2 separate regions of the Homo sapiens genome follow, and region 2 is linked to region 1. A link is a contact called in ENCODE Hi-C data. All regions are on one chromosome and are shown on one strand. Each heading gives the region's core, a stretch centred on a gene start or an enhancer-like site at or near the end of the contact. The rest is flanking DNA. Distances are from core to core; before and after follow the strand shown. Region 1 holds the start of MRPS31 (mitochondrial ribosomal protein S31). Region 2 holds the start of DGKH (diacylglycerol kinase eta).

Region 1 (5,202 bases), core at 806-3,305:
TGGGAGGCGGAGGTGGGCGGATCATGAGGTCAGGAGTTCAAGACCAGCCTGGCCAATATGGTGAAATCCAGTCTCTACTAAAAATACAAAAATTAGCCAGGTGTGGTGGTGGGTGCCTGTAGTCCCAGCTACTTGGGAGGCTGAGGCAGAAGAATCGCTTGAACCCAGGGAGCAGAGGTTGCAGTGAGCCGAGATCACACACTGCACTCCAGCCTAAGCGACAGAGCAAGACTCTGTCCATATATATATATATATATATATATATATATATATATATATATATATATTATCAAGTTCTCAAAGCCAGAAAATGGCAGCCGCAGGTTAAGGATACTTACATGAAAGAGAAAATGGCAATTTCAAAAAATGCTGAAACTATTTGATCTGCTTATGAAAACGTCAGAGGCTATCAAATCAGGCACTTAAAAATTAGAATAAAAAACCAACTGCATAACTAGTATCCTCATAATCAGTACACAGGACTCTCATTATAATATTCAATATATGGTACAATCTATTTAAGAAAATGGTCATTATTTTACATTTAAAGTTACTATTCAAGGTATTTTAATAGAAAAGTGGTAATCAGGGGAATGAATCTCACATGTAATCTTTACTACAATGTTTTCTTTCAAGACTGCTATCATACCACAGAAAACAATCTACATTATAGGAAAATCACGTCTAAGTAACTCCCTAGCACTAAAAATAATAAACCTCTCGACCTAACCTCCCACCTGAGTTTGTTTCCACTGACAGCAGCTCATCAGTACTTCAAATGCAACACCTTCAACACCACATTCAAGACTCCTCTTTCAGACTGACTTTCCATTTTTCACACTTTCTATATTAAAAGGCCCCCTAACATAAACAGGTATTTGTTGTTTTCTAAAAATTATAATATATGGAAAAATCTTTCTCAAGCCTGGCTCCGCATTCTTCTGTTAACATTAAGGATACCCTAATACTCCAACGCAGCCAGTTGAAATTTTTGCTATCTCTGACTACCCTACCATTATCCCATGACGTCACATCCCTTTAATTCTACCTGTGCAATTTTTCTCCTCCATTCAGCTGGTCCTTCCCATCTTCACTGCTACTAACCTGCTTCAGCACTGTACTTAACCAAACTGCCTTCTGAGTGTTACGCATGGAATTTATGCAGCGGAATTAGGTTTTCATAATAAAGTTCTCGGAGGATAAATACCAAAACCAAGTATGCCACAATTCCCTTTTTTCCTGGCTAACTTCAACCAGTGGTCCTCCTTCAGATTTCGTCAGACTTTTCCAGAAACGATATCCTGAGTCTCCCCTATAATGGTTAGGTGTCCCTATTTGCTATCCCAGCAAGTACTCATTCATGTTGGCTGAATAGTGTACTCTGTTTACCTACACTATCTCAGCTATTACTTCACTACATAGCACTTGAATTGTCTACTTTCTGGAACTACACGCTCCGTGATGGCAGGACTGTCTCACTTGGGGTTTACAACCAGTACTGGCACGCTGTTTTTCGAGTTTTTCAGTAATGAACTAAAGAATAAATGAAGGAAAACAAATGAGACTATCAAATAAATCTTGGGAGGCAAAAGATAAAAACCTGGGTAAACTGACAGGAGATGATGACAAGAGGAATGAGGCGCGGCGTGTAGTAGAGCACAGCGACCAGGTTTGTAATCGTAGCTCTGTTTTCACGCACACTATGACCTTGGGCAAGTCATCTTTTCTTTCTGGGATTTCTCTTTCCTCAGATTTAAAGCAATAGCTTCTAAGACCCAGCAGGTGGTAACATCGACCCCAGGAAGTCGGAGGATGTACAGGACGGGGCACGGGGTTGCCTGAGGACCTACCGGGCCAACAGCGCTGAACTGCGGTACCTGACTGTTCCGTGCCGAACAGTGAGTAGCATAATCGCAGCCGCTGATGTCTCCGGGCTTCCAGAGGACAAAGGGTGGCGGGAAAGGGGGCGAAGAGGTAGGAACGTCGAGACTCTAGGAAACATCGCCGAGACACGAAATGAACCAAGAACACAACTGAAATGGTGCGTCCCGCTGCCAAACACGTCCCCGCCCTCTCTTCCGCTTCCGGCCTGGCGCCTTCCTCCCCCTTTGCGCTCCGGTGGGCTACAGGGGCGGGTAACTGTGTTCCGGACTCGCCCGCGGCCGGGCGGAGCCAGTTGCCTCCAAGCGACCCGACCCACCCCGCGATTGTAGTCCTAGAGGCGGAGTCCTCGCCAGAGTTCAGCAAAGGTTCGCTGGCCGAGGCGGGTCCCAGACCGGCGAACCCGACAGTGGAGGGCGTGACCAGTTGTGCAAAAACTACAGATGGTGCCAGTGAGATCAGTCTCTTCTTTAACAGACAATATTTTGCGATGTTTGGAGGGGAAGGGTCTACAGCGTTCACCACGTTCTCAAAATGCGCCATGGCCACCAAAGAGGTTTAAAAAAAATTACTAAAAGACCTGCTGCCCTATGAATTAGCGTTTCCTTTCAGTCTTTATTTTTGATGTAGAGTCAAAATGAGACATAGGTTTCATTTTTCAAAAATAGCTTTATGGCCGGGCACGGTGGCTCACGCCTGTAATCCCAGCACTTTGGGAGGCCGAGGCGGGTGGGTCACTTGAGGTCACGGGTGCGAGACCAGCCTGGCCAACATGGTGAAACCCCATCTCTACTAAAAAAAAAAAAAAAAAAAAAAAATACAAACACACACACACACACACACACACAATTAGCCGGCCGTGGTGGCGGGCGCCTGTAATCCCAGCTACTGGGGAGGCTGAGGCAGGAGAAGCGCTTGAACTCGGGAGGTGGGGGCTGCAGTGAGCCGAGATCGCGCCATTGCACTCCAGCTTGGGCTACAGGGCGAGATTCTTTGTCTCAAAAAAACAAAAAAGAAAAGAAAAAAAGATTTACGCCGGGGGCACAGTGGCTCATACCTGTAATCCCAGTACTTACGGAAGCCGAGGCGGGCAGATCACTTGAGGCCAGGGGTGAAGACCAGCCTGGTCAACATAGTGAAACCCTGACTCTACTAAAAATGCAAAAATTAACCTGGCGTGGTGGCGAGTGCCTATAATCCCAGCTACTCGGGAGGCTGAGGCAGGAGAATAGCTTGAACCCGGGAGGCGGAAGCTGCAGTGAGCCAAGATTGTGCCACTGCACTCCAGCCTGGGCAACAGAGTGAGACCCCGTCTCAAAAAAAAAAAAGGATGAAAAGATGCAAGAGAGAGACTTGGCTTTTACCTGTCCCTCATGAAACAGGGAACTGTGACCCCAGAAGAGATGTGGGGTTCCCAAACTTGGAAGGGGATGAGAATAAATCTGGTGGGAAATGTTGGCTAATAGGACACATGGGAACCACTAGCCTAAAATTCCATAAAGGCATTCCAAAGTTTACATCAACATTTTCCCTGTCCTCTCAAAAAATAATCAAGGTGGGGAGGTGAGTTTTTGTGATACTAAAACACAGCTTACATTGAGCAGATCTTCCTGAGATCCACTAACACTAACAGAACCTTTGTGACTGAATGCTCTACACAGTACACTTGGGGATGCTTACTTTGTCTGATTTGTAAAAAAACAAACAAAAATTAAAGCATAACTTTGTCAAAAAACAAAATTATGGCAAATTTAGCATAATTGGTTTTTATTTGTGATTCTAGAATAGTGTTCCAGTGAGTTGAGCAGAGGGGTTTGGCTTTACAAGCACAAAAGAGTTGAAGAAAATAGAAACAGGGAACAAAAATCAGATTGGTCATTTCAAAGTTACCTTCCTTATAGGGTTAAAACAGAGGGATTCCTTGTCATGCTGGCTCAGGTAAACTAGGGCCCCTCTGATTGGTGCTGTGAATCTCCTGCTTTTGGAAAACTGGCCCTGATTTCAAAGTTCAGTTTGATTACTTGGCACTTAGCACAAGTGACTATTCTGGTTTGCTCTGGTGTGCTGGGGGCTAGTACAGGAAGCTTGTCCAAAACTACGGCCTCCTATAAACTTTAGCAACTTCAATACAGAAAAGTGTATGAATTATAAATATGTTGATGAAAATGTATCTTTGTTATTGTTGAGATGGAGTCTTGCTCTGTCACCGAGGCTGGAGTGCAGTGGTGCTATCTCAGCTCACTGCAACCTCCACCTCCCAGGTTCAAGCAATCCTCCTGCCCTAGCCTCCCGAGTAGCTGGGAGTACAGGCGTGCACCACCACCCCCAGCTAATTTTGGCATTTTTAGCAGAGACAGATTTCACTATGTTGGCCAGGCTAGTCTCGAACTCTTGATTTCAGGTGATCTTCCCATCTTGGCCTCCCAAAGTGCTGGGATTACAAGCATTAGCCACCGTGCCTGACCAAAAATGTGTTTAAGGAATGATCACAGAGTTAATTCACCCATATAAACCTCCACCTGGATCAAGAAATAGAATATTAGCAGTACAGCATACTTTCCTTGATATCACTTGATACCCAGTGGAAAATCCATTCTTGAGTATAATAAGCAGTCCATGTGGATCACATTTAATAGTTACCTCATCTTTTTTCGATTTCTTATAATATCCTTCAAATGGGTTTTTTAAAACCCTAAAATCTCTTAACAAAGAAGATGAAAACTTCCATCTCAATTTCAGTTTCTCTGGGGGAAGACCTTGTCCCAGCTACCCTGTTCTTAATCTACTCTAAGGTAGTGCAGACACAGTAAATTACCTCCCTGCTCCGTAAGGGTAGATAGGCCGTGACTATGTGAAAGTGCCTGGCTGAGGGTCACAAGCCAGAATTGAAATTTAGTCTTCTCTACCATTTGGTTCCTTCCACTATCACTTTCTTACAATAGAGGCTTTCTTTGACCACCGTGGTTAATGTAGTCTCCTGCCCCATCCAGTCGCACTCTGGCACGGATTGCTGTTGTCCACCTATAGCCATTCTCTTCTTCTGGAATTTTAGCTGAACTCATGACACTGTCTCTACCAAAAAATAAAAAAATTAGCTGGGCATGGTGCCCCTGTGGTCTCAGCTACTTGGGAGGCTGAAGTGGGAGGATTGCTTGAGCCCAGAAGGTGGAGGCTACAGTGAGCAGTGATTGAGCCACTGCACTCCAGCCTAGATGACAGGGCAAAACCCTCTCTCTAAATAAATAAATAAATTTGACTTAAAAAAAAAGAGAATTAATAGGATAGTTCTACTTGGCCATAAATTAAATCATGAAGAGAATT
Region 2 (5,202 bases), core at 1,960-4,459, 1.3 Mb after region 1:
TGAGAGGTTATAAACATCTTTGCATTAGGTCTAGATGATGAAAGGTTTTTGCCTCAGATACGAGGATGACCATATGTATATGCAGTTAATATCACAGTTAATCCCCAAATCTTTTTCATTCAGGTAACAACTAAGGAAATGGTAATAGGTTAAAAGTTTCGAATGTTAAATTCTTAATATGTAGCAAATAGCGTGTTCTTAAGTTTTAATTAAGGCAGCTTCTCAATGCCTGTACTTGGTCAACCTGCAGTATTCTTTGCATGGTTCCTTATTGATTAGGAACACAAGTCCTAGAACACTTTGAACTCTTCAGGATATAAAATGTAACATTCTGCGTATTTATGGCGTAATATTTAAGATAAAGCCATAGAATATGTGAGATTTGAAAGTTGCCAATGGGTATAAAACCCCTTTTGTTATGAGTAGTGATCAGTAAAAATACAATTCAAAATACCTCTGTAGAAAATAATACACGAATATTCATAAAGTTGACATGAAATTTGGCTGTGACTTACACATCTTCAGTCTAATAGGTGTTCTTTGTTTTAATGGGCCAGGATCTCTATTAAGTAAAAACCTAATTTAGGGGTAGCTACCACCTATTTCCATTTCACCCTAAATGCAGTGTCTACACAGCTTATGTTGAAGTCTTTAATAGTGTGTTTGTCACATGTTCTGAACAGAGATTTCAAAGTAACAATAAAAATGTAAGATGCATCTAAGCAATTACTGAAAAATCTGAAATCACTAAGTAAGGAAAAGATCAAGGAATTCTTATAAATCAAATAAATAATGTAAGATACCACATATTTGAAATTGTTTCAGTTGCTATTTTGAGCTACATGGTTGAAATGGTTGGAAAGATTGAGACCTTGACCTTGTAATACTCTTGAGGAAGGTGAAGTACATTGCAGGTACACAGTGCACAAATTAGATATTCATTCTAAAAACTTCTAATTTACAGATAAGACCGAGAAGAGGCTAGTAAGTCAGGTATCTTAAATAATGGATTCGTTGAAACTGGCTCTTCAGAAGAGGTGATTGCAGAAGTGCAAAGCTGGCTCTGAGGTTAAATCTTTATGAGAAAGGAATACCTTTACTTTGAGGTATTAAATGGCTCAGCTCTGGGATATGAAACTTTTTAAGTATCTTTAAGCAATCAGTGTTCAAATCAAAGAGTGAGATGCGTAATCTGACCTGTTAAAATCACAAAATCAGGCTGGGCATTAGATAATGCCTTTCAGTTTAATCACTCGCTGCCTGGATTCTGGAAAATGTTGCTATATAAAACACATAATGTATGAATAGAAGTATATGGTAACTGACAGACTTTTGTTATACAGTGTGATAAAGTGAATAGAACATTAGAATACTAACCGCATGATTTTGACTTTGGTCTCAGTTTGTCAGTTGGGGCCTTAGTTTCTTTACATTAAAGGAGAAGACTAAACTAAGTTTATTCTTTCAAAAGACCCTTTACTAGGTGTCCTTGTCTACATTTCCAAAATATTGGACTTGTCCATGACCAAACAGGTGGGAATGAAGGCCATTATTTTGATTATTTTTCTCTTTTAAGAATTTCCAGAAATATGTTCTTTGTAGATAAAGAATTACATATTTGTAGAGTTCTAAGCGTTCTTAAAATTCATTTTGCCCAACTCCTTCCTTTCCTAAAGGAGACAACAGAAGCTGCAGAAATAGCCTCTCTGTTATTATTACATAGCAGCAGTCTCCTGTCTTTAAATATTTGAACTAAACACATTTTACATTTTAATGAATTTAATTTACAGTGTGATGTCCAGTATTGGGATTGCATACTATTTCTTAAAACTTCTTAGAACTGTTAGCTCTAATATATCAAATTTCTTGTTGGGAGTAAGACTGCAAGTTAAAAAAAAAAATTAGAACCTTAGTTTGGAGGAACCTTAAAGGTCATGTCAACTGAAAAAATACGAAAGGAATGGTACTGAAAGGCATGAACATAACAGAGATTGAATGCTTTCTCCAGGTGGAGAGACTCCACAGTCTGGCAGGGACTTTTTGTCCTATTTAAAAATATAGCTAACACCAGTTTGGTGTTCTCTTTGGATGACAAGAGGGATCTGTCGTTTTAATGTCTTCTCTCGCAGCCCCCTCACCGCAGCCCCCTCACACCTGTGAGGCTTCTTTGACGTTGAGCGTGCACAACCCGCTGCCAGTCCGCGGTTCCCAAGTGCCCGCGCAGCCAGCTTGCAGGGGAGTTGTGCGCGGTGGCTACAGCCTGTTGATCCCACTTCCTCCTGCTCTAGTCCGGGCTAGGGAGTGGCTCTGCCAGGACTTCCAAGGCTTTTTGTCTCGGGTACTGGTGTTCGCATGGCTCGAGTGTATTGTTTTCTTCCAGGCAATCTCGGTTAGCGCTTCAGCTTAGACACTTCTTGTGCGTTCTGTCGTCTTGGGCTGCGTGTAGTCTCTTGTTTCTGCGCTTTCTCCACGCCCTTCCCAGTTTCCTGTTAGCCGAAGGGGATCGCTCTTTCTGAACGAAAAGTTCTCAGAGCGGAGCTGAACCTCCCGGAAAATGCTCTTCTCTTCCGTGTGCGCCGGATGGGGGTGGGGGTGGGCCAGAAACTGAACGCCGCCGTCAGGAGAGCTGAGGGGACCCGACGGCCCTGGCGGAGGCGGGAGAGGTACGGTCCTCGGAGTGGGGCTGGGGGTGGGGAAACCGACGAGGGGCAGCCCCCGACTGTCTTGGTGGCAGAGGGGACTTTTATTCAGCTGGAACCGCGCGGCGAGGCCCAAGTGTCTCTGGAGAGATTCGGGGTTCAGGAGGTGGCGGGTGCACCCAAGGGTGCTGGGAGGAAGCTCCAGGTTCCCATTCTTCCCCAGGGATCGGCGTTGCCCCTGCTGTCCAGAAGTGAGAGGGGGTGTGCGGGCATCGCCACTACGGGGTGGGCTGCAGAGGTTTCCTGCCTCCCCCACCCTCCTGTCCATCCTAGGGACCCAGACCGTAAGGGAGTGGAAGAGATGTTGCTCCAAACCCTGTCACCCCATCCTCTCTACCCGCGCTGGTCCTATCCGAGGCTGGGTGCGCAGGGGTCCGAGGCGGGCGGGGGTCCGTTACCTCTGCGTCCCACCGTGGCCGCCGCTCCGGCGGGAACCGAGCGGAGGAGCCGGGTGGACCCCTGCCTGGAGGGCGCCTGCCCCGGGCGACCCTTACCTCGCGGGGGTAGCTAGGGAAACGGAAGATGGCGGCGGCGGCCGGGCACGGGGTTCCGGGCTCCGCTCGGGCAGAGCCCACCCGCTGACCAACGCCGCCGCCCCCGCCGGGCGGTGCTGTGTCCCCGCAGGAGTCGGAGAGGATGGCAGGGGCCGGAGGCCAGCACCACCCTCCGGGCGCCGCTGGAGGAGCGGCCGCCGGAGCCGGCGCCGCGGTCACCTCCGCCGCTGCCTCGGCGGGGCCGGGAGAGGATTCGTCTGACAGCGAAGCGGAGCAAGAGGGACCCCAGAAACTGATCCGCAAAGTGTCTACCTCGGGGCAGATCCGGACCAAGGTAGGGCGGAGGAGGCGGGCCTGAGGGCCGCGTGGAAAGCGGGAGGTGGAGAGGGCGCGGGGGCGCTGGAACGCGCCGGGCGATCCCGGGAAGGCGGGGAAGGCGGGGAAGGCGGGGAAGGCGGGGAAGGCGGGGAAGGCGGGGAAGGCGGGGAAGGCGGGGAAGGCGGGGATGGTGAGACGGTGAGGCGGGGCGGGGCCTGGGGCGCGGGCGGGGCGGGGAGGGGTGGGGCGGGGCCCGGGGGCGCTGGACCGCGGTGCTGCGGGACGGATTCCCGGCGGCTGCGCGGGAGGCTGCGAGCCTGGGCTCCCAGGGAGTTCGACTGGCAGAGGCGGGTGCAGGGAACCCGCGGCTCGGCGGGAGCGTGGGAAAAAGCTGACGCGCAGTCGCGAGTTCCTACTTAGGGAACTTAAAAGGAGAGTTTCAATTTTTCTTCCCTGCCGTTCGGGGGAGCGTGCGCATGTGCTGGCCAACCAGCCTGCGCTGCAGTGAGCCCTGCTGCTTTCCCACTTAGGCCCACTCAGAGGGTGGGTGGAAGGTGACACCGGTCAGCCTTTCCTGCCCCTCTGCCTCCTGCTGCGGTCTGGAAGGCAGAAGCCCCGAGGCAGGCAAGTGGGACATGGTGTTCGCGGCTTAACCGCACCCTGCATGGCTCCAAGGGCTGGCCAGGCTTTCGTGTCGCAGGTTCCCGCCAAGTGCAGGCAGGGTTCAGAACCATGCGTCCATGGTTCTTTTTAATAATGAGAAGTTACCTCTGTGCTGTGTGGACATTAGGATGGTGTGTTACTCTTGTTAATGAAGCTTGTGCTGTCGACCTGTGAGGTCTCAAAGTTAATTTTTAATTTGATCATGAACATACCAAAGCAAATGCTTATGGATATTAAAGGATTTTTATGTATTCTAATTTTCATTGTAATTTAAAAATCTTCACAGAGAGAGTCTGTTATCAGTAGGGAAATTTAACGAGGATATTGAAAACGGAACCACAAAATCATTGGCTTGGGGTACCGTTTTTAAAAATAAATTTGCAAAAAATTCATTCTACAGTTATTTTTATGAAAAATTTTCCCTAAGGTCAATGAACTCCTATTTGGAAACATAATTTTTATTCAGTGCCTGTGGAGGCCGGTAACGGTGGCTCATGCCTGTAATCCCAGCACTTTGGGAGGCCAAGGCAGGCAGATCACTTGAGGCCAGGAGTTCCAGACCAGCCTGGCCAACATGGTGAAACCCCATGTCTATTAAAAATAAAAAAATTAGCTGGGCTTTGAGGCGTGCACCTGAGATCCCAGCTCCTCGGGAGGCTGAGGCAGGAGAATCGTTTGAACCCGGGAGGCGGAGGTTGTGGCGAGCAGAGATTGTGCCACTGCACTCCAGCCTGAGCGACAAAAAAAAAGCTAGTGGATTAATGTTTGTAGTAGCCTGCCTCCTTATTTTCTGAAATACATGTGTGTAAGAACAACACACAAGAACAACTGTTGACAAGATGCACTTACTAAAGAGTTAGGGATTCAGTCACTTTAGTTAAGAGTACATCTTGTAACTCCTTTTAATAGTGACGTTTTTGAGTTTGTAGTAAATTAAGAATATGGCATTTAATGTGTTTTTTAAGATTAAGGCTTTTACAAAGTTAGGGACTTTCCTAAAAGTGTTTTTAATATTTCAAATCTTAATT

What was found. A loop is a pair of places that touch in the nucleus more often than their neighbours do. Pooled maps may share reads with other maps.
Region 2: a loop to region 1 is called in a map of ascending aorta, with 15 times the contacts of the local background. The contact joins the promoter of DGKH here to the promoter of MRPS31 in region 1. A Hi-C loop is called at or near these places in 3 of 168 maps with a recorded cell type or tissue (CD8-positive, alpha-beta T cell, ascending aorta and naive thymus-derived CD4-positive, alpha-beta T cell) and 12 of 50 pooled maps.

Annotation. Positions count from the first base shown.
Region 1 is chr13:40,769,135-40,774,336 of GRCh38, forward strand. MRPS31 (mitochondrial ribosomal protein S31) reads right to left here and starts at 2,056. Exons shown (of 7, transcript NM_005830.4): 1 at 1,851-2,056. The coding sequence starts at 2,002. RefSeq lists an enhancer at 1,945-2,114.
Region 2 is chr13:42,045,439-42,050,640 of GRCh38, forward strand. It overlaps DGKH (diacylglycerol kinase eta), which reads left to right and starts at 3,210. Exons shown (of 30, transcript NM_178009.5): 1 at 3,210-3,527. The coding sequence starts at 3,336. RefSeq lists an enhancer at 2,357-2,446 and a silencer at 2,987-3,516.